Regions from separate parts of the Mus musculus genome. Here regions 1 and 3 are each linked to region 2. Evidence: chromatin loops called from intact Hi-C (ENCODE). Cell type or tissue: left cerebral cortex. All regions are shown on one strand.

Evidence for each region. A loop is a pair of places that touch in the nucleus more often than their neighbours do. Peaks named below come from ENCODE experiments on the same cell type or tissue, not always from the same donor. Only the 100,000 strongest peaks of a DNase experiment are listed, where the experiment ranks them.
Region 1: it touches region 2 in a loop (8-fold over the local background); 2 of 42 quality-filtered maps call a loop at or near these places.
Region 3: it touches region 2 in a loop (8-fold over the local background); 2 of 42 quality-filtered maps call a loop at or near these places.

Annotation. Positions count from the first base shown.
Region 1 is chr9:115,961,895-115,969,894 of GRCm38, forward strand. Gadl1 (glutamate decarboxylase-like 1) reads left to right here. Exons shown (of 15, transcript NM_028638.1): 10 at 3,711-3,775; 11 at 4,348-4,429. The region is part of intron 1 of Gm31234 (a long non-coding RNA gene); the gene reads right to left. Among named protein-coding and RNA genes, the nearest start is that of Gm31234, 12 kb to the right of the region's middle. In left cerebral cortex, no CTCF peak of the experiment used is centred here; DNase peaks (open chromatin) are centred at 3,367, 4,399, 5,069, 5,412 and 3 more places; H3K27ac peaks cover 2,105 bases.
Region 2 is chr9:115,334,867-115,342,866 of GRCm38, forward strand. It overlaps 4930428G15Rik (RIKEN cDNA 4930428G15 gene), which reads left to right and starts at 1,295. Exons shown (of 3, transcript NR_040730.1): 1 at 1,295-1,406; 2 at 4,397-5,044; 3 at 7,012-7,058. In left cerebral cortex, no CTCF peak of the experiment used is centred here; DNase peaks (open chromatin) are centred at 3,648, 4,150, 4,850 and 5,610.
Region 3 is chr9:115,934,668-115,942,667 of GRCm38, forward strand. Gadl1 (glutamate decarboxylase-like 1) reads left to right here. Exons shown (of 15, transcript NM_028638.1): 2 at 2,475-2,647; 3 at 6,607-6,733. The coding sequence starts at 2,495. Among named protein-coding and RNA genes, the nearest start is that of Gadl1, 29 kb to the left of the region's middle. In left cerebral cortex, a CTCF peak has its summit at 3,461 (motif pointing right); DNase peaks (open chromatin) are centred at 2,804, 4,998, 6,203 and 7,921; H3K27ac peaks cover 2,242 bases.

The DNA of each region.
Region 1 (8,000 bases), 630 kb after region 2:
CTTCTTTTCTTTCCCTTCTTCCCTCTTCCTTGCCTCCTTTCCCTCCCTTCTTCCCTTCTCTTTCTTTATTCTCCCTCTCCCCCCTCTCTCTTTTCTTTTCCTCCCTGGCTCCCTTCCTCACTCTTCCCTTCCGCATTCCTTTCTTTTATATGAATCCAGACATTTGTGGGTTTGAATATACCTTAGAGAAGGAATGGCTGAATATGTTCAGGAGGCTTTCGTGTGTCTTCCCAGGCAGGAGAGTAGCCAAGATCTTTCTGATCAGAAGAGATATGTAATAACTCACTGAATGGAAGATGGCCAAGCGTTAAGGACATACACCACATATATTTTATAGTTCAGTGCATTTTATTCTTCTGAAGTGAATTGTCTACAGAATGATCTAGGGAGATCACTTGAGTCCTTTAAGGTTTCACTAAGTAGATGGTAATGTTGGGTGAACCAGACACAGGCTCACTGGAGTCACAGGGCTGATTAACACGCCAATAGCAATACTTCAGGTGATTCTTTGTGACTTCGTTAAATGGAGCTTGCATATTCTTATCTGCTCGATTTTTAACTTACACCTTATTGATTTTTATCGCCTTAGAAATGTGGTGATACTTAATGTCCTAAGAGATAATGTGCAGTGAGTACTTTAGTTAACCATGGAAATAAGGAGAAACAATCAAATATGCCAACATTCTCCTTAAATATTCTACTCTCATAAGAGAAACATCAATAGGGGTTACAGGTTTACGTGGAACATTGTAGCTACAGAAGCTTTGAAATTGGAAATGATCTAAAGAGATTTATGTGGCTTAGACAGAATTTGTAATTTATAGATGGTAAGAAAAAGATCTTTTTTTAAATTAAAGGTTAAAATTTGAAGAAAATTCTTTACTGAGAAAATAAGCTACACTAACTGAGTGTATTTGCACATTGTAGGCATCCAACTGATTGTACTTGCACATAGTAGGCATGTTATGTGAGTAAATTTGACAACAGCCTCTCTGAATTTGTTTGAAGAAGCAAACACGGCCTAACATTAAGACAGTTTTTATTCATCCTGCACAGTGGCATGTATCTAATCCATTGGACAATTTGATTACGATAGAATATAACTTACATTTAGGAAATTCCATATACTATGCACAGTCCATTAATGTTAAAGGTAAGATCTTGGCAGAATCACAATAGTTGCTCTGACTTCTTATACATTTCTAAGGACATTAACTCCTTTTCCGGTTTTGTGATATCTTGTCCCATCCCCCGTGAGAATGAATGTGTGGACTCCTCCAGGGCTGGCCACCTTTTGGGAGCAGAGGCTGGTTCCCAGAGATCTCCCTCTTCCCCTCTAGTTGTCACAATTCTCATAGGAGCTTTGGGATAAGCATTCTATCTATGTCTATTTTATTTTTTAAGTAGGGTGTCAAGAACTTGCTATATAGCCAAAGATGACCTTAAAAATCCTTCATCCTCTTGCCCTCATCTCCCAGGTGCTGAGATTACAGGTCTATGCTATCACTCTGTACTTATTGATCTCAGACCTTTGTGAATGGCAGACAAACACTCTACTAACCAAGCTATGTCTGCAGCCCCCATTGTCTTTAAACTCATGAGCTTGGGAGTATTCGGAATCTTGGCTCTACTCTTGCCCTCACCTGTATTTCAAGGCTAACTCTATTAACGTATGAGCAGGCAATCAGAGAGCAAGATCTTGTGATGCTTAACACGTACTAAGACCTCAGTGATGGTCCTTAGGGAGGGAGAAAGTCAAGTCATCCCACCAGACAGTGATTAGTTTGATGTTGTAAATTCTAGAGTTGGGAACTGAGGAAGGGAGATAACTAGAAGCAGGACTGTGGCATCAGCAGGGTTAATTTATTTTTTTCTCTGTTTAAATCTATTAAGAAATATATTTGTCCATGGATGTTCCCTACTCTGCCCAATGACTCCGTGAACCAAAAGAAGAGTTCTTGTGATTTTAAACTTAAATCTGGCTCAGAAGGATTAATTTAGGGGGTGAGGAAGAGTCAGGGGTTGTACAAGGGACCAGGGACAGCAAAATGTAGGGAACGAGACTGCAGGAGAGTGGAAATGGGCATGACCGATTTGTACTGTTTACTTCCAGCCTCAGTGAAATTGGGTCTTTGCGAGGCCTGTGGGATGTGGCAGCATTGAGAAAGTGAAGGTAGAAAGGACTACATGACAAGTCCAGTGTATTAATTCTTTACCTGGGGGGTTGGGCAATCACGAAAAGCACACGTCATGGAGTCTTCAGGGATTTTGTTGAATCAGGGCTGCAACTGAAAGGATCCCACCGAGGGTTCAGGGTCTGAACCTTGAAGATAGGTTCACTTTAAGGTTTGCACAGAAGTCTGACCCTGGAGTAAGTTCTTCCTTGAGCTTCTACCGCATGGCTCACAATCCTCACCCTTGCCCCAGCCATGAATGGAAGTTACTCTTAGAAGGGATTTAATGCCATAGCATGGTTGGTGCTATACTCTCTTGGCTACCAATGGGCAGCTCCAGTAGTTCTCTGAGAGCTGTAAGAGTGTGTCATTTCCTCCCTCTTCTACCTCTAGATCGCACATACTCCTGCTGCTTCTTAATATACTTTAGCATCTATCTACCTTTGACCTTACCATTGAAAGGCAATAGTGTCTACCTGCTAGGCAACTCTAGGACTCAACTGTTGCCTGAAGCATCCCCATCCTTCCTCAGATCGCCAGGTGATGCTCTCTCATTGGCTAAATGATCCCTCTGACTAACCCACAATAGTATCAGGTAAAGAGAATGGGCTTGGGATCCTCAATCTGGTTTCAGTTACCCATGATACCCCAGAGTATCTACCTGGTACTTCTGAGCCTTAGTTTCCTGCAGAAGTGGAGATAGCCATAACTCCATCCTTCACAGAACGCTGTGGAATTTCATGGGGGGGGGGGTGGAATCTCAGAGCATTCAGCAGGGTACAAGGTTCAGATGTGCTCAGAGTCTCTCCCTGCATCTGCCCTTCGTTATAGATTAAAACTCACAGTTCTGCACCATGTTCAAGAACAGGTTAACTATCATGTCCTCCCATTTGTATTGCTCCTCCTTTCCTTCCCACCCCCCTTCCTATGAGACTTTCCATCCATGTTCTTTACCTCTGTCCTGTTCTTTGGTACTTGGGATGTCATCTCTCCACTAGACCACCCCCTTAACTTCCAAGCTCCCTCGCTTTTATTCTCCTACACTTTGCTTGCAAGTATTTCTGAAAACTGCTTGGCCAAAAAGATCTAATTTTCCCTAGAGGATAATTTTCCACCTACCCAACCCCCGGTGACCTTCTAGCTACTTTGCCGTCAATGTCCTCATTCATGGCACAGAATACCAACCTTTGGTTCATGACTCATAGTACATAGTGTGCAGCAACACTAAGAAGACGCCATCTGTTCCAGACCCAAAGCATCGGGAGGGCACGGGCTGCCTCTTTGTAACTTATTTTTGTCCATACAAAGCTCAATTGGCTATTAATAGACCCATTTCGTTATGATGTGTGGTTTTTACATCTATGAGTTAATGAGGACTCTACTGGGGTTCGTATTGCCTGATCAGACTCCCCAGAATTCGAATCAGTAAACATGATATCAAATGTACCAAATGACATGTGTGGGTCTGCTATGGCAGTTCATGGGTAGGGCAATTACACTGAAGTAACTGTCTTGGGTATATAAATATCTCCACAGGCCTCTTGGGGCGGCTCAGCTTTGGTGTCAAGAAAGCACCGCCGGCTCCTGCATGGCATCCACAGGTAAATTTAGGCTCCTGTTTTGCACCTTGGCTTTTATTTCGGGAAAAGCAACTGTTGGGATGTCTCTATCTGAGTGGAATTTAGAAAACATGGCTGGGGGAGTAACTCAGTCAATTAGGTCCTTACCAAAGGACCCAAGTCTGTCCCCCCAGAATCCATGTGAAAAATTGCCATATGTGGTAGTAGACACATGTAATCTAGTGTTGGAGAAGCAGACATAGGCTGATCCCACAGACTCACTGCTCTGCCATCCAAGGCTAATCAGCCTGCTCTGGCCACCAAGAGACTGTCTCAAAACACCAAAAAGGTGGATGGCATCCTGAGGAATGATGCTGAAATTTGATCTCTGGCTTCTACACACACACACACACACACACACACACACACACACACACACACACACTACAGAAACCATGTTTTTCTCAAACAAAATGTTCTCTACATTGTTCCCATCCCTTAGATGAGGAATCCCATGGACTGATAATGTATATAGGAGACCTCAGTAGTATTTCCCATCTCCCTACAGCAGCTAGCCAGGCCCCTCTCTGATCTCTTTTTCTTTGACACTACAGGGCTGACTCAGTGGCCTGGAACCCACACAAGATGCTGATGGCGGGAATCCAGTGCTCTGCTCTACTTGTCAAGGACAAATCTGTGAGTTTTCCTGTGTTTTACAGCAATAGAATGCGCTCAGTCTCCAAATTTGTAGGAGCTCCATGGTTGCTCATTCGTTGATGTCTTGAATGAAGTGTAGATGATCCCCAGGAAATGGCCATGAACTTGAAACAAAAGATAAATAGACTCAGAGAAAGAACTTGCGCTTCTCTAGTGGCCTTGTGGATTTGATTGAGGCATTATATAATTTTATCTATTAGAGAAAAATATGTTCTCTTATACCCTCATTTGGATTATACATTAAACTTGGCTTTAAATCTCAACCCCCCCCCCCCCCATTGACTGAGTCTGGAATTTAAGTCATGTCAAAAATTCTGCACACTGGGAATGTGGAACAGATGTGTGTCACACATTACCTCAGACACGTAATACCCTTACGGGGACTTAGTTGTGTGTTTCTATGGGAGGGCATTAGTTAAGGGCTGGTCTCCGAGTGCAGGCTTGCTGGGGTTGGCTTTCTCAAGCTCTTTCTGGAGTATGAGGGAGAGTTGAGCGCTACTCTGATGACTGAAGCAAGTGGGACAAGGGTTGCTGAGCTGCTGAGCTCTCTTGGCCAGACTCATGAAAGACATGCTTCGTGTGGGTTAAATAAGGATCCTGTGGGAAGTGGCCCAGGCTGAGAAGTGCCACCTCATTCTTAGAAATGCCTCCTCAGGATCTGCCTTCAGCATGTGGGTGATCTTTCCCAGCCATCTGTTTACATCAGAGGGGACTCCCTTTGCCAACGTGAAAGTCATTTCGTTATTTTTTTTAAAGGAGTTTTATTGCAAATGAAAAACATATTTAAAACTTGAAGTTTTACTCTTACATGTGAAGATATTTAAATGGCCTTTCTTTCTTTCTTTTTTAACAAATAAATGTGATATTTCATGTTGGCACCCTGTGTGTTTTGACACGGCCAAAGAGTGTCCATCCAAAATTAAGAAAGGTTTTGCATCCCCAGCAGTAGCTACTTTCAGGGATATGGTCTGCCTCCAAATGTTTTGTTAGGTTGGTTCTAGTTGACTGTTCACAGGTTGGTTATGGTTGACCGTCTTCACAGTCTGGTTAGAGTTGACTGTCTTCACAGGTTGATAAGAGTTGACTGTCTTCACAGGTTGATAAGAGTTGACTGTCTTCCCAGGTCCATTAGAATTAAGTGTCTTCACAGCCTGATCAGAGTTGACTGTTTTATGGGTTGGTTACAGTCAACTGTAGTCACAAGTTAGCTATAGGTGACTGTCTTCACAGATTGATTAGACTCGACAGTGTTCCCAGCTGGTTATAGGTAACTATCTTAATTACCACTTGACCCTTTTGGTTTAAATTTTTTTAAAACCGCGAGTTGGTTGTATTTATAACTGGAGGTAGTTTAAGATTATCATGCCATTTTGAGTCAAAGAACACACTCAAGTTACTCACAGATGCATAGTTAGGACAGGATAGAAATAGGTGTAAACCCAACTTCCTTTTGGACTCAATTCAGGGACAGAAACAGCCCAGATGCACACTGTGCGCCAGGCACTTGGCATTTTCCTTCTCCCCTCCTCATCCGACCTGAATGACAAACTATCTGTTGGAGTGATGTTCTTAGAAATGGAAAATTTAGACAGAAAGTTCTGAGTACTCTTTATATAACTCCCTCGCTGCTCTGTTCTATCTTCTTCTCTGATCACATTTGAATGACCTATCAAAGAATTGGCTCACATTTACATAAGTAGGCAATTATACTTCTGAATCATACACCTCATTAGTAAGGGTTACATTTTCATGTTTTGAAAATGAATTCTTTCCTAAATTGCAGTTATAACAATGGTCCCTGTTCCCATGGCATGATTAAGAGGCTAACAGAGTTGCATTCGCTGTGCAAGGAACTGAGCAACCGAAGCAATGTTTTCTTGAGGAAAAACTCATTTTTTACTTAAGTGGATTAGAAAGCTCAGCCATGAGATGGGAGAAACGTCAATCACTTGCAGAAGTTTTTTCGTTGAGAGTATCTGTCTCATTTACCCCTGCTTTCTCTGTGTTATTCTGCTTTATGTTCATTCAGTTAGCCTCTCAGTCAACGGATTTGCCTGACCCAGATAGGCCCTACACTGCTTATCCTAGGAGTTGGGCAGTGCATAAGAGACATTTCCCACAGTCAGAGAGTTTATCAGTTCATAGAGAAAATGACAACAGAACAGACATCAGATCAGATGTCACAAAGATGACATCACTTCTTTGTGTGATGTGTGCTTCTGCACATACATGTGTGCAAATGTGCTCAACATGAGATAGCACAAGACAGGTTGACACTGGGATGTCTTCTTCAACCACTTCTCAACTTTATTGTTTGATATAGTGTCTCTCACTAAACCAGACTTTACTGTTTCTGTCACACTTGCTGGCTTTGAGTCCCCAAGGTCCACAGGACCCTTCCCCAGTGCCAGGAATACAGATGTGCACCACTGTGCCATGCTTTTGTGTGGATGCTGGAGACTTGAACTTAGGTCCTCAGACTTGGGCATCAAGTGCTTTAACCACTGAGCCCTCTCACCAGCCTTACCTATTTGACCCTGTGCTTGGTCTTTTGATAGGCGCATTGAAGAACATCAAGATGCCTTGGTTCTAAGTGAGGTAGCTGTTACATTCTTCTTCTCTTCTTATCATCCCCAGTATCCACCAAACAGCTTCCTTTTTGATCTGCATGTCATAGATCTGGCCAGATGTTTGATGCAGTGCAGTTAAAAAAAGGCTTTGAGTTTCTGATCAGGACGATACTCATGAGATGAAAATTCTCCCCTCCTTTCTTACTTGTATGCAGTGGTAATAGAACCAGAAAGGTGGATGTCTGGCAGTCACCTTGTGAACATAAGACAGTGAGTGACCTTAGATTAAACCACCAACATGTCCATAGTGTCAACAAAGAAAGGAGAAAGCCTTTCTCTGGGGTAATAACTTTGAATCGTTGTGACAAGTCTGAAAACACCTGCTTTTAGACTCCGTGACAGGATTCAAGTGACAAATGTCCTTGTGGCTGGAACTATCTCCATTGGGTAAGCTGTGTGTACAGCAGAATACACTCCCCTCTGAAACAGAGACGAATATAAGATGGAGAAATCACAGTAGGGAGATGCGGTACCCCAGGTGCAAAGAACAATATGTGCAGATTTTCTAAGAAAAGAAAGTCCTTGTTAACTTTCAAAAGCTGGAAGGAGTTTGTTGGGGCTGACAGAAGCACGGATGATCTTGTTAAAATGAGCAGGAAATGGGATGGAAAGTTTAGGCTGTGGGCAGACCACACCACAATTTAGAGATCATCCTAACGATTTCCGACTTGATCTTTAGAGAGGGAAAAACATTAAAATTAGACAGTATTGGGACTGGAGAGGCAGCTTGGCATTTCAGAGCACTACTGCTCCTCCAGAGGGCCTGGGGATAGATCCCAGCAGCCACATGATGGTTCATAACTGTCCATAGCTCTAGTTCCAGAGGATCCTAGCTCCTCTTTTTGCCTCCTTTGGCAGCAGGCAGGCATGTGGTGTTCATACACACATGCATGCATGCAAAACAGCTATATACATAAAGT
Region 2 (8,000 bases):
GTCTCCAGCACCCTCAGAAAATCTCATTGTGATTGTTATAGAACCACTTAGCTATTCCCTGAGAAAAACTGTTTCCCAACAGCAAAAAAATATCATTTCAGTTGTAAAATTTGGACAGAGGAACCCTGGGTCACAAAGGCAGGAGGCAGGAGGCAGGAGGCAGGAGCAATACAAGTCTCAAACCACTACAGGAGCAGGACTCAAAAGTGGTAAGTCCTTGAAAGTGGTTTAGCTTGGGTGGGGCGTCTTTACTGGCCAATAGAATGTGTGCACATATATGTGCATGTTTGTATGAGTGTGTGTGTGTGTGTGTGTGTGTGTGTGTGTGTGTGTGTGTGCTTGTTATAAAATGGAAAGCAGAAATGTATTTGGGAGGTTAAATGCAAATTCAATATCTGTAATGTCTCTTCAGGACCATGCACATGATACAACATTCTAAGACACAGACTTTTATTTTCACCAATCAAGAGAGAAAGGCCAAGGGCTGGTGAGATGCCTCCATGGGTAGAAGACCCTGCCACCAAGCTGGAAGCCCTGAGCTTGATTCCCAGAACCCATTTGGGAGAAGGAGAGAACCCACTCTTCAAGGTTGCCCTCTGATCTACATATTTAACCTGTGGTGCCCTTGTGCACACAAAACAAAACAAATAATAGAATTTTTTTTTTTTGGTCTTCTTCTTTGTTTTGTTTTTTGAGATAGGGCTTCTCTGTGTGACAGCCCTGGGTCCTGAAATTCCCTTTGTAGCCCAGGCTGGCCTTAAACTCAGAGAGATCCACTTGCTTCTGCCTCCCAAGTACTGGTAAGAAAGGCACATGCCACCAATACTAGGCACATTAAAATTTTTAAGGAGGTAAAACTAAGACTAAGAATAGAGATTTTGTCTAATATGCTATTGTTTGTTGTTTCCCAATGTGGAGGGACTACATTTGCTCTCACCCAGAACTTGCTACCCTCTCTGGGATAGGGAGTGTTCATTTGAAATAGAAGAAGCTCACTACCCCTCATCTCCTTCAGCTGGATGGACCTGGAAACAGCAAGCCAGCATCTGGACCAACTTGAATAGCATCTGGCACACCCAGCACTCCCATAAATGGACTCTACTACATTTCAACACGAGAACCTCACCAAATAATATAGAATCTAATTTAAATGTGCCAACATACCTGAAAATGAGCTTTAACATTAAATATATAATTGGTGATTGATGTGAGAGGCCCAGCCTATTGTGGGCGGGGCCACCCCAGGGCTGGTGGTCAAGGGTTCTATAAGAAAGCAGGTTGAGCAAACCACAGGGAACAAGCCAGCAAGCAACATCCCTCCATCTGCATCAGCTCCTGCCTCCAGGTTCCTGCGGTGTTGGAGTTCCTGTCCAGACTTCTTCGATGATGGACTACGATGTGACAGTGTAAGTCAAGCAAACCCTCTCCTCCTCAACTATTTTTGGTTGTGGTGCTTCATATAGCAACAGAAACCCTAACCAGACAGAAGCTGGCCCCAGGAGAGTGAGGTGTTGCTGTGACAGACCTGACCGTGCTTTGGAGAGGATTGTGGAAGGACTTTGGAACCTTGGACTGGAAAAGCCAGTGGGTGTTGAGAGCTTGGTGGGCTGTACTGTAGGAGCTTGGACGATCAGAGAGCTGAGAGCAGGGCAGACGATGGAGGCCTGGCTTTAGAAGTTTCAGAGGGAGGCAAAGGCTCTGCCAGGCCATTTGTGTGAAGACTTTGTGGTTCTGGTCAGCTGGAGCTGAAGAATCAGCCGTGATCAACAAGAGACCGGAATCACCACAGTGAAACTAAGACATCAAGTTCTGTTCTCCGCACTGTGGCTGAGGATACAGCCAGTCTACCCTGCTCTCTCCTATGGGGCTATATTAGGCGTCTTTGTGCCCTGTTTCCTTTCATTCTAAAGGACAGGAACTGCGGGCACTCTGTAGAGCTCCTTTTTGGATTAATAGAATTTTTTAGTCTATTTTATGACCTCTCTAGTGAAATCCAGAGGCTGGCATTCTCAGTCCTGCCCAGTCTAAATCTATTGCCCGGTCTTTCCTGAGGGCTTCTTGAAATTTCTGTGCCTTTCAGAGACCCCTGTATGAAGATAGCTTGGCCGCTACCCTCCTCCTCACCCTCCTCTTTCTCACCCCACCCCCCTTTCTCAGTGGTGACTTTTATGACATTAACTGTGTCCCTGGCAACTGAGGCCTAATGGATTTCTTTGTGTTGATCTGAGAACCACAGTAATAGGTTTCATTTACAAGTGTTCCAAATAATTGGTCAGCAGGACAGAATTTAACATTTCTTTGAAGTAGCTTTGCTAATAGTATCCATTTGCCCAGTTCTTTCCATTTTCTAGGTCTTTCCTCTGAAACACAAGATACAGATCTTAGGACTTTCTATCAGCTTCTGCTTCTTAAGCCACCCTGCCTTTCTGTGTCTGTTTACCTCAATAAAGGGAAGAGGTAGGAGTGGAATGTCTAGAGACAACAGCTGCCCCTGAGCTGTGTGAGCCGAGATTGTGTCACAGTAACACACGACCAGTGTATTGATGGATGCTCAAGGCGCTCCTTTCCTTCCAGCGCCTCTCAAGACTGGGGGCTGCTGCCCAGGTCAAAGTCCAGGCTAGGGTCCTTAAGATTAGCATCAACTCACTATCTCAACAGCATGATAGCCACAGCCAAGGACCCGCCCAGATTCAATACTGACCAGCAGCACCCCAAGGCTGTATGCTGCAGATGCTAGGAAGACAAAGTCCAGGGGGGCGGAGAAATTTGTCTCATCTACACTTCTTAGTTAAGTTTCCTTAGCCCAGCTCTAGGATGCCACTCAAGCCCCCCAAAGGCATTATAAACGGCTGTTACCATCTTCAGGCAATTATTCCAAGGGGTACCTCAGAGACTCTTAAACACAAGGTCAGATTCAGCAACTGTCCAGACATTCAGCAAGTCTTTGGATTTATGATGAGAGTGGCTTGTCTCCCTGAGACTGTCACAAAGTCAAGCTTCACATCTGTGTGTTTGGATGGACCCGGCAGAGGACAACTTTGGGTGTCGATCCTCAGTCACCATCCACCTTGTGCTTAGAGACAGGATCTCTCCCTGGCCTGGAGCTTGAGGAATAGGCTAGGCTGGTTGGCCAGGAAACCCAGGAATCTGTGTGGCTTTACCTCCCTGATGCTGGGATGCAGGCACCTAACACCACGCCCAAGAGTTTTATGTGGGTCCTGGGGGTCAAACTCAGCTGAGGAGTCTCCCTCAGCTGTCTCCTTTTAGAGTTTAAACAAGGTCCTGACACTTCCAGCTGTCACTGTAGAGCCCAGGTGTGTTCTAGCTCTCACAGTTCGCATCAGGGACAGAATGAGATGGCACATGGCTGTGTGCCTTCTCTCACAGGAGACTTTGACTTCTTTGGGAAGGAAATGGGAGTCCTGAGGGTAAGTGTGGGACCGGTGGTCCCTTGTTGGGTCTGGGGATTTGAACTTGCAGGAGAACTAAGCGAGCTCCTCTATTAGGCTGCCATCTGTGGGCTAGAGACGTGACATGCACGTCTCAAGTCCTCTGCTCCCAGAGGTGGTCCAACTGGGAAAGATGAAACATAGTTGCTGCAGAACACAATCTTGTTAAATCGAATCCATCTCAACTTGCTTGGTATGGATGGGACCTCAGGAACAGACTCTATGGGGGCTTGGTGACATTAATGTGTATAATATTTTGGTTAGCATAGATTTCACTTTGAATCTTGGAGGCAATTTTCCTCTTATATAAGATGGATAATTTCTTTTCTTAGGTACTCATTGCCCTATAAGAAAAAAAAAAGATGACAAGGGAAAAAATTTAAAAAAAAAGTGTATCACATTTGTGATCCAGACATGGGTGCTAATTTCTAGGCTATTTAAAATCAGGATGGGTTATTCAGACTAAATTAGGCAGTACATAATTTTTTAGTACAGGGAAGTATACGGTTGTCTTAAGACAGTGGTAAAAATGGTTTGAATCCTAAGTATTGCAAGGATGGCTTTAGGCCAGGGCTCCCTTTTCATCCAAGTGGAGTAGCAGATGCCACGAAAGCCCCCTTGCCCCTCCCCCGCATCATTCATCCCAGGTGGCCCCTGGCACCTCGGCAGAATCTGTGATTTTCTTCCTCCACTGTGAAGACTGCCTGGGAGTGTGCTTATGCTGGGCCTATGTGACAAAGCTGCCCTCATTCCTGGGATTTAACACCCCAGGCAGGAAGTGAAGAATAAACGCCCACAGTTTCTGGCACCCAGGAGATGTGCTCCACTCTCCGGTCTACAGCAGGTCCACAGAGGAAGCCTTGCTAATTAACACCTCTTTTTCCTCTCCTGTTCTTCCCTCCTCTCTCTCTCTCTCTATCTCTCTCTCTCTCATTACTTCTGCCTAGATTGTCTTCCAAATAAAATAATTGCACTCAAATTCTCATAAGGGACAAGTTGTGGAGAGATCTCCTGTAGGACAATGGGAGGTAATCAGTGCAGAACGAAAAGAATGAATAAGCTCATGCTAGTCGGAAGTTCGGGAGAGGATCATCTGGACTATCTTCGTCTTCAGATGATAAGCTGTGAGAACTGACCGTTTCTAAACAGCTCTTCGAACACAATCATCTACACGTGCTGGAAAAAAGGCTCGGAATATTTGATAATGCCGGCAAGTCTAAGTTCACACTACTTACGGTATACTGCCGAAACAGAGAGACATAATAATTGCCAAGGAGCAAAGACCGCGTACCTTCCGTGTATGGAAGTGCATGTGCAACATGCATGCAGTATACACACCAGCGTGTGTGCATGTAGAGGCCAGAGGTTGACACGGGGTGTCTTGCCCACTATTTTTGTCAGATGAAGTCTTCCACCGATCCTGATGCTCACAGCTTGACAGCTGACTGTCCAGCAAACTCCTCAGATCCTCCTAGCTCTGTGTTCCAGAACTTGGATTATGGGTCCACAGCCTCATCTGGTTTTCGTTTGTTTTTGTTGGTTCTGGGAATTTGAACTCGGATCCTTATGCCTGTGCAGCAAGCACTTATTTGGGGGTAAGTGACTGGGAAGGTAGCTTGGTGGGTATAGGGCTTGCTCTGGAAGCCTGAGGACCCATGTCTGTACAATCTACATAAAAAGCCAGAGGCAGAAGTGCACATCTGTAATTCCAGGGCTCTTATGGGGAGATGGGGGAAGAGGAGTCTTAGAGGCTGGTAAGCTAGCTAGCTTGGTGTATGCAGTGGCAAACAGCACAAGGCCCTGTGTCTCAATGTAGAGGATGATGACAGACCCTTGAGGTTACCCTGTCCACACACATGGCACAGATACACCCGGTTACACCCGGACTTATATTCATACTTCATAATGCCCAGTGCGACATTTTCTGTTTGTCTCTCTGTCTCTCTCTGTCTCTCTCTGTCTCTCTCTGTCTCTCTCTCACACACACACACTCACCTGTGTTGTACAATGACACAGTTTGGCCACACGCCCATTGGGAGTATATAATGCATTCATCCACACAGCTCAGTGTTACCATTTGCCAATGGCTAAAGACCTTAGCGGGCCTCCTTGGGAAGAGTCCAATCTAAACAGCGGCTTCATGCTGCTCAGTGGAGGAAATGGCGACAAAACATCTCTAGCATGAATTCCTTTGCTTTAACACTTGCCCTTTATCCCTTGACTCCTCGTGCAGCCAGGGTCTGACCAGATGAATAGTGCTTTCTGTATACATTGTTGCAAAATTCTTTTGTTCTCTTTAACTCACTTCCAGCGGCCTTGCTGTGGGATATAGTGAAGCGTCAAGCAGTTAGCACCAGGCAGTTTCTTCATCAAGCCGATGTTAGGGAAATAAACAGACTTGCTCCAAAATTCGCTGGGAACTATCCCTCACTGTCCTGGAATCCATTTAATCACACGAAGATTGTGTCATATATCTCTTAGGAAGAAAAGTTGCCGTCTCAAAAGTTAAAATTTTCTAGGCTGTACACAGGAGGCCAAAATGCATGATTACTCTCGGAGATCAAAGCAAGCTGGCTTCATTTACAAATACCCAGCTTTGTTCTGAAGCCCTGGTGTGCAGAGGTAGCATATCTCAACAAAACAAGGGAGAGCAGTTTCTCAAATTATCACGTTTTATCCTTCAAGACATATTCTTTATTCATTTTTGAAATTGTCATCCTAACCACATTTACACACCACTTGCAAATAAGCTAATGGTATAGGAGGTGGCAATGCAGAGGCAGTACAATTATCTCTTAATTACACACAGCAGGCTTCCAGTGTGAGTCTCCCTTCTGAGGACACTTAACAAGGAACAACAGAAGTCAGGCCTCGCAGTCACACATCCCATGCGAGCTTCCTGGGTGACAGGTTCACTCTGAGATGCCCTGTGGCAAGGATGGAGAAGAAGCTATCTTGGGGAAGAGTCTTACCTACCCACCACCCATCTTCAGAACATCTATTAAATCTGATTATTCTGTGTAGAGAGAAGGAAGTTGAGCAACCAAGGAAACAAAACTGATGCACAAATCAAGTGATTTCCACGAAGCCCTGGCTCTTCAGTGCATGAAATAAGGAAATGTCTCACCTCACATTGGGCTACTCAGAACTGTTTTATATCTTCTGTGAGAAAGAATCAATACATCCTTGGTATTGTAAGATCATATATTTTGTAGGAGAAATGGTCAAAGACCAGAAATATGCCAAACAACTTCATCTTCTGAAAGATTAATTTAATTGGGAAAAAAAATCTATCAATTAATTAGCCCATAAAAGTTTATGGCTTGCTGATTAGTTGACGGTGCCATCCACAGCGAGGTTAATAAAATTTTGCCTGTATTACATGCTTTTTCACACGTTCTGTGAAGCTGCTGGAGGGAGTCCCATCCAGACGTGTGCGGATGGCGTGAATGTGAAAATGGGTGGCGTGCCTAGGGGTGATAATGACTACCACGTGTGGATAAACTGCCTGTCAGACAACAAAGGATGTTCACAAGCTTTCTCTCTTTTTGATTCTTCCTAGGACCCTGTGAAATGGATAGAGAGAATATTAACTCCTTTCTACAAGTGAGAATGTCTCTTGATTTGGGTTTAGAGACGTCCAATATCTTTGGCAAACTATATAGCCAGTGCATACCCACCATTACACTTCTGCTGGCAGGAGGAGGGAATGAAAGGGGCCAAACGGAAGCGAGATGAGCCATACCCAAGAAGAGCCACCACGCCCCTGCAGCTAGCTCTCCTTCAGACGACACACCTAAAACTTCCAATCATTTTAATATTTATATTACTTAGCACATGCGTGTGGTGCATGGGCGTGTGTGTGTGTGTGTTTGTGTGTGTGCAGTGTGTGAGTATGGGTGTGCACACGCATGCAAGGATACACTCATGTGGAGATGGGAGGTTGGGGTTTGATGTCTCTTCTAATATTCTTTGCTTTATGTTTTAAGTTAGGGTCTCCCACAGAACCCAGAGCTTGCTGTTTCGGCAAGGTTAGCTAGCCAGCCGTCTCCTGGCAACCACTTGTTGACACCCAATGGTTCTGGGATTGCAGTGCACACTGCTGCACTTGGCTTTTATGTAGATGCTGGGGATCCAAGCTCAGGTCCGTGATGCTTAGATAGAAGGCACATTACCCATGCCATCTCTCCAGCCTATTTCTATATATACTCAGCCCGTATTGTTGTTCTCCTTTTTGCTAGATCAGCAGGCTCAAGCCAGCCACTTGCTGGGTTCATTAGCAGTTCATTTCTTCAAGCTCCACCAAGTCAGATTCCTTGAGGGTCCTTAAGGATGTCTGTCGCAAGGTCCGCCCTTGAGTTTTTGGAGCTCCTGGATGAGACCTTGACCTCCACTAGGACATTTGCTTTGTCTTTTTCACTTTTGTTATCCCAGCCCGATGAAGCAAGAGATTCCAATCAATAAAATTGTTTGGCAAATTAAGAGAATATAGTTGTTGTTGGTTATTCTCAAGACTCTTCTGAATTTTACATTTTTCAATGTAAAACAAGT
Region 3 (8,000 bases), 600 kb after region 2:
ACTTCGGATGTAAAATGAACATGAAGGGTGAAATGTTTGTATTACTTCTTCATCCTTAAGAAGATCAGAGGTGGGAGGGCTGGAGAGATGGCTCAGTGCTTAAGGGCAAGGGTTGCTCTTAAAGAGGATCCGAGTTCAGTTCTTAGCACCACATGGCAGCTCACAACCACCTGGCTTCGAATGAATCCAAGCAAAATATCCATTTACATAAAATAAAAATAAATAGTCCTTTAAGTTAAAAATGATTTGCAGGGGAAATATGGTTAAATTATAAGATGATGTGTGCTCATGCAATGGATTTGAGCTTGTTTCTAAAGCGCCCTCTCTCTCTCTCTCTCTCTCCTTTCCCTAAACCTCTCCTTCCTTCCCTTTCTCCTCTTTCTTTCCTTCTGTGCTGGATAGTTTTACGTCAGCTTGACACAGGCTAGAGTCACTGGAGAGAAGGGAGCCTCAATTCCCTGTAGACAAGCCTGTCAGGAATTGTTTTAAATTAGTGATTGATGGGGGAGGGCCCAGCGCATTGTGGGTGGTACCATGTCTGGGCTGGTGGTCCTGGGCTCTATAAGAAAGCAGGCTGAGCAAGCCAGTAAGCAACGCTCCTCTATGGCCTCCAAATCAGCTCCTCCTTCCAGTCCCTGCCCTAACCACTCTCAGTGTTGAACTGTTTGTGGGGTTGAAGTGAAACAAACCCTCCCCTCCCCATGCTGCTTTGGTCATGGTGCTTCAACACAGCAATAGTAACCCTGACTAAGACACTTTCCTCCTCCTCCTTTTCCTCCCCCTCCTCCTCCCCCTTCCCCTCCTCCTCCCCTTCCCCTCCCTCCCTCCCTCCCTCCCTCCCTCCCTCCCTCCCTCTCTTTCCTCAATACATAGTCCTATTCTGTAGCCCTGGCTGGTTGGGAACTCATGAAGTAGCTCAGGCTGGCCTCAAAGTCCCGGACCTTCCCCCCCCCCCCCCCCCGCTTCAGTTTCCCAAGTGTATGAGCCACCATGCATGGTTTCTATGAGTCTTTTTTGCATATGTGTTGGGTAATGTTTTGGGGGGCGAGTCAGATGGGCCACAAGGCCCTGTGGCACTCCCCTATGGTGAGCAAAAACACTTTTGGAAAGTAAAGGAACTCTCTTCCCTGAAGACATTGAAATTTAGCTCCTGGGGAAACAGCCCACAACCCACCTGCCCTTGAAGGATGAGGGGACCTCCATTTAGAGAAACATGCTGATGGAGCCTGTCCTTGATGAAGGTGGTGACCAGCTCTCTGCCTTTGAAGATTTCAGTGTTTACTTTCTTGAGGATGCCTGGATGACCCTTCGGGCTTCTGTGATTCAGAGACATCAAATATGAGATGGGGTTTTATAGAATTCTATTTGGTATTCCAATTTCAAAGCACAGCCTTGCTTTCTTGGGAAAGCCATGTGTATGTGGCTGGGTGCCCTTTTATTTACCCCTGCAGTGTTGCTTCCTGGGGCCAAAGGATGCTGAGTTTACACAAGGCTTGGGGCTTGTGCCCCTGTTACATGATCTCTCTGCTTAATAAGACAGGTTCGGAAAGTTTAAACAAATATATGCTTTATATGTTCAGGGATGAGGACTGGGTGTGTAGCTCCATTGGTAGAGTGGTTGTCTGAGCATGCACAGACCCCAGGTTCCATCTCCAACCAGCATCAACTAGGCATGGTGGTGTGCACTCCAGTCTTAGCACAGAAAGGTAGACACAGGGGGATCCAAAGTTACCTTCAAAACAAGCAAGCAAGCAAGCAAGCAAGCAAGCAAGCAAACAGAACTCAAGAGGATGATTAAGCACAAAATTATCTACAGCTGGGTTTGAAGCACTGTTTCCTCTTCTCTCTCTCCAAACGGCCAACTCTCTCCTCCATTCCTTTTCTGCTGTGGAGGGAGCAGGGGTGTGTCTCAGGGAAGGATCATGTGCCAATCATTTGTACCCCTGTGAGAATGTCACTAAGAGTCTCACTGTCTTTGAGAGCATTGTTCTGTAAGACATCTCTCTGCTCCAGAAGGCATTGTATTTGAACTTCGCCATTGAGCACAGGCACTGTGCACACTGGCAACCTTTTGGGGTCAGACTTAGCATAGTACTGAAGGACTGGCTCTCTACTCCATGGACTCTCACTGCCCAATAGGAAGAAGTACGCACTGTAAGATGGCTTCACCTATCCTGTGAACTGTGAGCTTTGTAGGACTTCTTACATTGAGCAACTGTGAGCATCCCTACTACACAGGGTACCATCACCTGTGAAGAGAAGACATGCGCGTGACAGGGAGACTGACAGGAACAGATAGGGGCAAGGAAGGGAGGGCAGGGGTCTGAGGGGAAGTGTGCTCGACATACAATACAGGCATAGGGGAGAACTTGAAGTAAGTATGTAAGTGAAAATAAACCATTTGTGAAGTCTTTGGTTTCTTAGTGTTTCATTGTGTGAGCTCTCAAACCTCCTCTCTCTGTGTGCCCTCCTAGGAGACAGTGGCCAGAAGGAGATGACCCCTGGTAAGAAGATCCCCATCTTTGTGGATGGGGTTGTACTTAATGGACCTCAAACAGATGTGAAAGCTGGAGAAAAATTTGTTGAAGAAGCCTGTAGGCTCATAATGGAAGAGGTGGTTTTGAAAGCTACGGACGTCAATGAAAAGGTAAAAAGAAAACACATAGGGAATGACAGGAAAGGTTGTCCTCTGGCCTTTATTCACACAAGCAGGCATGTGAACACACACACACACACACACACACTCCGTAATCACATGAGCCCACAAACAGCAGACATGTTATTGTTCCTGTTTTAGAAAGGAGGGAGAAAGCGAAGGCCCCGTATCTCACCCACATCACATGCTAGCACATTTATCTGGAGCTAAATGAAAGTGGCATGGCTTCAGCATTCATATTCCTAACTTCTCCATACACCCCGGGAACAAGAGCTGCATTGACTCTTATCATCGCAGTCACTCCATCTGTTGAAATTGAATTACCGGCAAATGGACACATAGAAGAGATCTCCCCACTCCTAATTGTATTAGTAGCAAATAGATGCCATTTATAACTGAGTTCAAAGATGATAGCGTTTATTCTGAGATGTAGGTCACTAATTAGAAAACTAATAGACCAGATTGTCATGATCTCTGAACGTAGTCAGAAATAGTCAGGCTCAGGACAGAACTGATTGTGGAGGCTTTTATTCATTCTCACATTTATAATTTAGTATCAGACTTCTCTGCGCATCCCTGAAATACTTTGAATCTTGTTTGGTTAGCCTCACAGTTCCCTGACAGCAACTTTTGGGTTTTATTATTTATTATGCCTTAAAAGATAGATTTACTCTTTGTGAGTTTCAAACGCGTATATGAACTTTTTGAAATATGCAGTTATTATATTTTTAGTACATATGCATGTGTACAAGTGCTTGCCTGCGTGGATGTCTGTGCACCATGTGTATGCAATACCTCCAGAGGCCAGAAGGGGGTGTCAGAATCACCGGAGCTGAAGTTATAGACTGCTGTGAATGGCCATGTGGATGCTGGAAATAAAACTCAAGTTTTCTGGAAGAGCGATCAGTGCTCCTAAGCATGGGGCCATCTCTCCAGCCCCTTTGCAATGTATTCTGAGCCTACCCACCTCACTCTTTCCTCCAGCTCCTGACAGAATGAGCCCCATGCCCACTCTCAGTTGCATGTCTTCCTCCTGCTGCTGCTGCAGCTCCTCCTCTTTCTCCTCCTCCTCCCTCACCTCCTCCTCCTATTCCCCTTCTTCTTCATTTCTTTTATGAGCCTCCCATCCTCCTTCTGTGTGTAGGATTGGCCGTCCACTGCAGCACAGACACTCTGTCAGGATCCACACCCCACAGAGAGACTGAATCTCCTTCATCATCCATCAGCTGTCAATATTTTCTCTGCTAGGGGTAGAGTCTCAGGAGACCCATCCCAATCATTACTGAAATGCTGATTTTATTTGTTTTTTTGGTTTTTTTTTTTTTTTTTTTTAGATAAGATCTATGGAGCCCAGGCTGGCCTGAAATTGGTCTCCCTTTCTTTAGCCTCTTGAATTAGAGGGGTGAGCCAACATGTCTGGCTAAGTTGCATTTTTTTTTAAAGCTATACTCTCTTTTTCAGTAATTAAATATTAACTGAATGCTGGCTACTCGAAAGGCATTAAATTGGGCCCTCGAGGAAATAAAGAAACATGAGATGAAGGCCCAGTTTCAAAATGACTTTATAATCCAACTAGAATGGTAAATTTTCATTTGGAAAGAGAATAGGGGTCCCGGTGAGCGGGCAGTGAGTTTGGGGCAGACCTTTAGAAGGTTCACTTCCCACAGGAGCTGTGCCCCTGACATAGAGTGTAAGGGGAACATGGGTTTTAGGAAGGCTGAGGGAAGTTGCACAGCTGCTTTTATTGCTCAGGACAGTAAAGAAAGCTGGCAAACACTGCAGAAGGGCAAGAGGCGCTCAGAGCAAGGGCTTCCTCTTATAGAAGAGCTTGAGAAAGACAGATGACACAGGAGACCCATGGGAGAGACTCAGTGGTCCAACTCAAGAATCACACACACACACACACACACACACACACACACACACACACACACACACACACAGAGAGAGAGAGAGAGAGAGAGAGAGAGAGAGAGAGATATCAGTTCCATCCCCCAGATTCCCCTGTGTTCCCTACAGCCTGTTCATTCAGTGTTCTTTCTGCCTCTACAGCTCTTGGGCCTGGTAAATTGTGCAGATGATTGTCTGTCTTAAGCAGCCTCTGAGACAGTTTTCCCTCATCAGTGTTCCCTTGAGACTCCTGTGGGCAGCTGTATGTGCCCATGCCATTCTTGTGGGTAGTCTTGGGCACGTTTGACTCACCTCTGTCTGGCAGGCAGGCATCATGAGAGTTGGATTCCACACCTCTCACACAGCTAGAAAGCTCTTCCGGCTTCTTCCACTTCCCACCGCCCTGGCTTCTAGCCTGCTTCTATTCCCTGGTCTCTCACCTCAGCCTCCCCTCCCCTCCTCTCCACCACCAAGCTTTATAAAGATGTCTGCAGCCCTCCCTCTCTTTCTTCACCTCCTACCTCTCCAATCTACCCCAATCTCACCTCCACCCCCACCTCTCTAGTCACATTGCCAGTGCCAAGAACACCTCCATGGTGATGAATTCAGTGAGGGCTTGTTGGTCCTTCACTTGGCTGCGCAGCATCATTTGGCAGCATAGTCTTCTTTGGATGCTCTTTATTCTTGGTTTGAGCCCCATCAAACCGTGCTAGAAGGTCTCCCTTCTTCCCTCGTTGTCATCCTCCCTATCAGAGGTCATCCCTGCCATGATATTCTGTAAGTGCCGTCCGATGTCATCCAGGGATCCCTGTGGCTTCTTTCTGAGCCGTGAGCACCTTCCCCTGGGGTGTCCTCCTAGGAAGCCTAGAGTTCTATTTCTGATCCTTCCCAAGAGCTTGATAAAGCCCACCTTGATCTACCCCTCTCTATTCACTCATTCGCTTGCTCCACACATCTCCGCTGAGCCTCCACTTAAGTCTGATGTTCCTGCTTTTTCCCAAACACACCCTTCCATAACCCCTTCACCACCGTTGAACTTGACCCAGTCCCTTCTTTACTGAGGAGCTCTGAAATCACGATGATCAGTCTCCATGGATTAATGAGCTTCATCTCAGCCCTGTGGTGGTGACTGTGTAGGATGTAATGGGTGAGTGGCTAGCTTGGTGATGCCTGCTATGGGAAACAGAGAGCAGAAGGAAGTAGAGAGGGTTGCCATGCCTGGGTCATGGGCAGCTGGGGATGTTAACTGACAGAAGTGTCAATGAATGATAATGGAAACATTTCAGCAAACATATACAAAAGGAAGAGCGCGTTATTAAATAGGTGGTGAGAGAGGGACATTCCAGGCAGAGGACGCAACATGTGGAGACCCCAGCAGTGTGTGCAAACTTGGTATGTCTGAGGAAGAGAGAGGCTAGTTAGCCAGGAGGTAGGCGTGCCAGAGACGAAACGCAGGCAGAGAAGCAGCACACACAGGATGAGTTTATGTCTCCATACTTTCTTCTACGTTGATCTTGATGAAGCTGAGGAGTAGGTGAAGGTGTTTGAGCAGAAATAGGTGGTAATGGTTTGAGGGAGAGAGGCCTGCTCTGGCAGCCGGGCTGACAGACAGACTGTGTAGGGAAGGAAGGGAGGATGCTCTGGGACACTGTCTCCCTTTCTGGGATGCTTTTCTCTTCCCTCTGACTTACGCTGTGGTCCGAGCACACTTCCATGACATCTTAGATGCTGCAGGCGGCCTGATCTTCCAGCCCGTGTCATTCCTGCCTAGAGTATTCTGTGAGTCATAATCCATCTCAGCCTGCCTCACTCTGTCCTGACATTTGTCACCAGTCTCATGTTGGTTCTCCTAGGAGGTCTGAATGAACCACTCTGGTCCCTGCTGGATCCACACTCCTCCCACAGCTCCGTTAGAGATGGGCTGCAGCCCCGAGAATTAAATTCACGTGTCCTCTGCTCTTTCAGAATTACCCGGGGACAGAGTTCTGGCTTCTCCAGTTCCCCCCATCCTGGGCTCCCCTGGGAACATGGTTAACTGTGAGCTATCACTCAATTTCCAGGTATGTGAGTGGCAGCCCCCTGAGCAGCTGAGGCAGCTCCTTGACCTGGAGATGAGGGACACAGGCGAGTCACAGGACAAGCTGCTGAAACTCTGCCAAGACGTCATCCACTTCAGCGTCAAAACCAGTAAGGCCTTGTCATGTCCCTGACCTAGCCTGCCGTTCACCTCTTAGTAAACACGAGGGTTCCAGTGTGTAAAGCACAGGACACACGGGTCAAACAAACTGTGGCTCTGATGCAGAATTCTGCATGGGTCCCTTTCATCCCTAACGCAGGTTTGTTTTCAAGGCCAAACAATTGTCAAGGAATCAGATAATGCGTGAGCCCTGGGATCCCTGTCTTTTCCTTCCCGATCTTCGTCCTCCATTCGTAGCCAAGATTTCCACTGTAGTTCCTCTGTATTAGTTAGTAAACTGTCATGTTATTTTGATTATGTGACTGTTATGGGACTTAAAAATGTGTCCGTGGCCCAGAGTATGCCAAAAGGATGAGGGAGCGGGGAAGGAGGAGAAGGAGGAGGAGGGGGGAGTAGGAGGAAGAGGAGGATGAGGAGGGAGGAGGAAGCAGATGGGGGAGGAGGAGGAAGAGGAGAAGGAGAAAGAAGAAGTGAAGAAAGGAAGGAAGGAAGAAAAAGTTCAGGAATAGATTTATTTAGAGGATACTGGTTTACTCTTGGCAATTTCAAATTACCAACTCACTTAGTCAAATGTGTCAGAATCAAAATAAAAAATTAGAATCTTTAGGTAGATATAAGAGAAATAGAAGGCCTGCAGATATAGCTCAGTTGGTTGAGTGGTTGCCTAATATGCACAAAGCCTTGGGTTCTATTCCTGTCACTAAATAAACCAGGCATGGTGGCTCGTACCTATAATCCCAGCACTCAGGAGATGGAGGCAGGAAGATCAGGAGTTCAAGGTCACCCTCTGCTACATAGTGAGTTCAAGGCCATCTGGATATTTGAGACTCATGAAAAACAAACAAAAACCCAAACCAGTAAATGTTAGGTCTTGATGCGATTTTCACACGAATGCCATCACTATTGTGGCTTTCAGTAAACAGTAAACAGTGGTGCTGTACCACCTGCTTGATTGCTACCATAGGACAAATACCCACGGAAGATGTTTCAAAGCGGGAGGTGGGGCTGGTTTTCTGAAATATGCACACTTTCCAGTCCTGAGAAGGTAATCCAGTGTCTTAATCTACACAGGCATTATGTTCTGTGAATTCTGACACTGAACTAAATTTAGTGGAAAGAACACCATAAAATCCCGACTAAAAATAATTGGATTAAGTTCCCTTGGGAAAGCCTGGCGCATATATCTAAAACCCAGTCAGAATCTCCTAAGCAGAGGCACCTCCTTCATTATTACAGTGCCTGTCAGAAGTCGGGAGT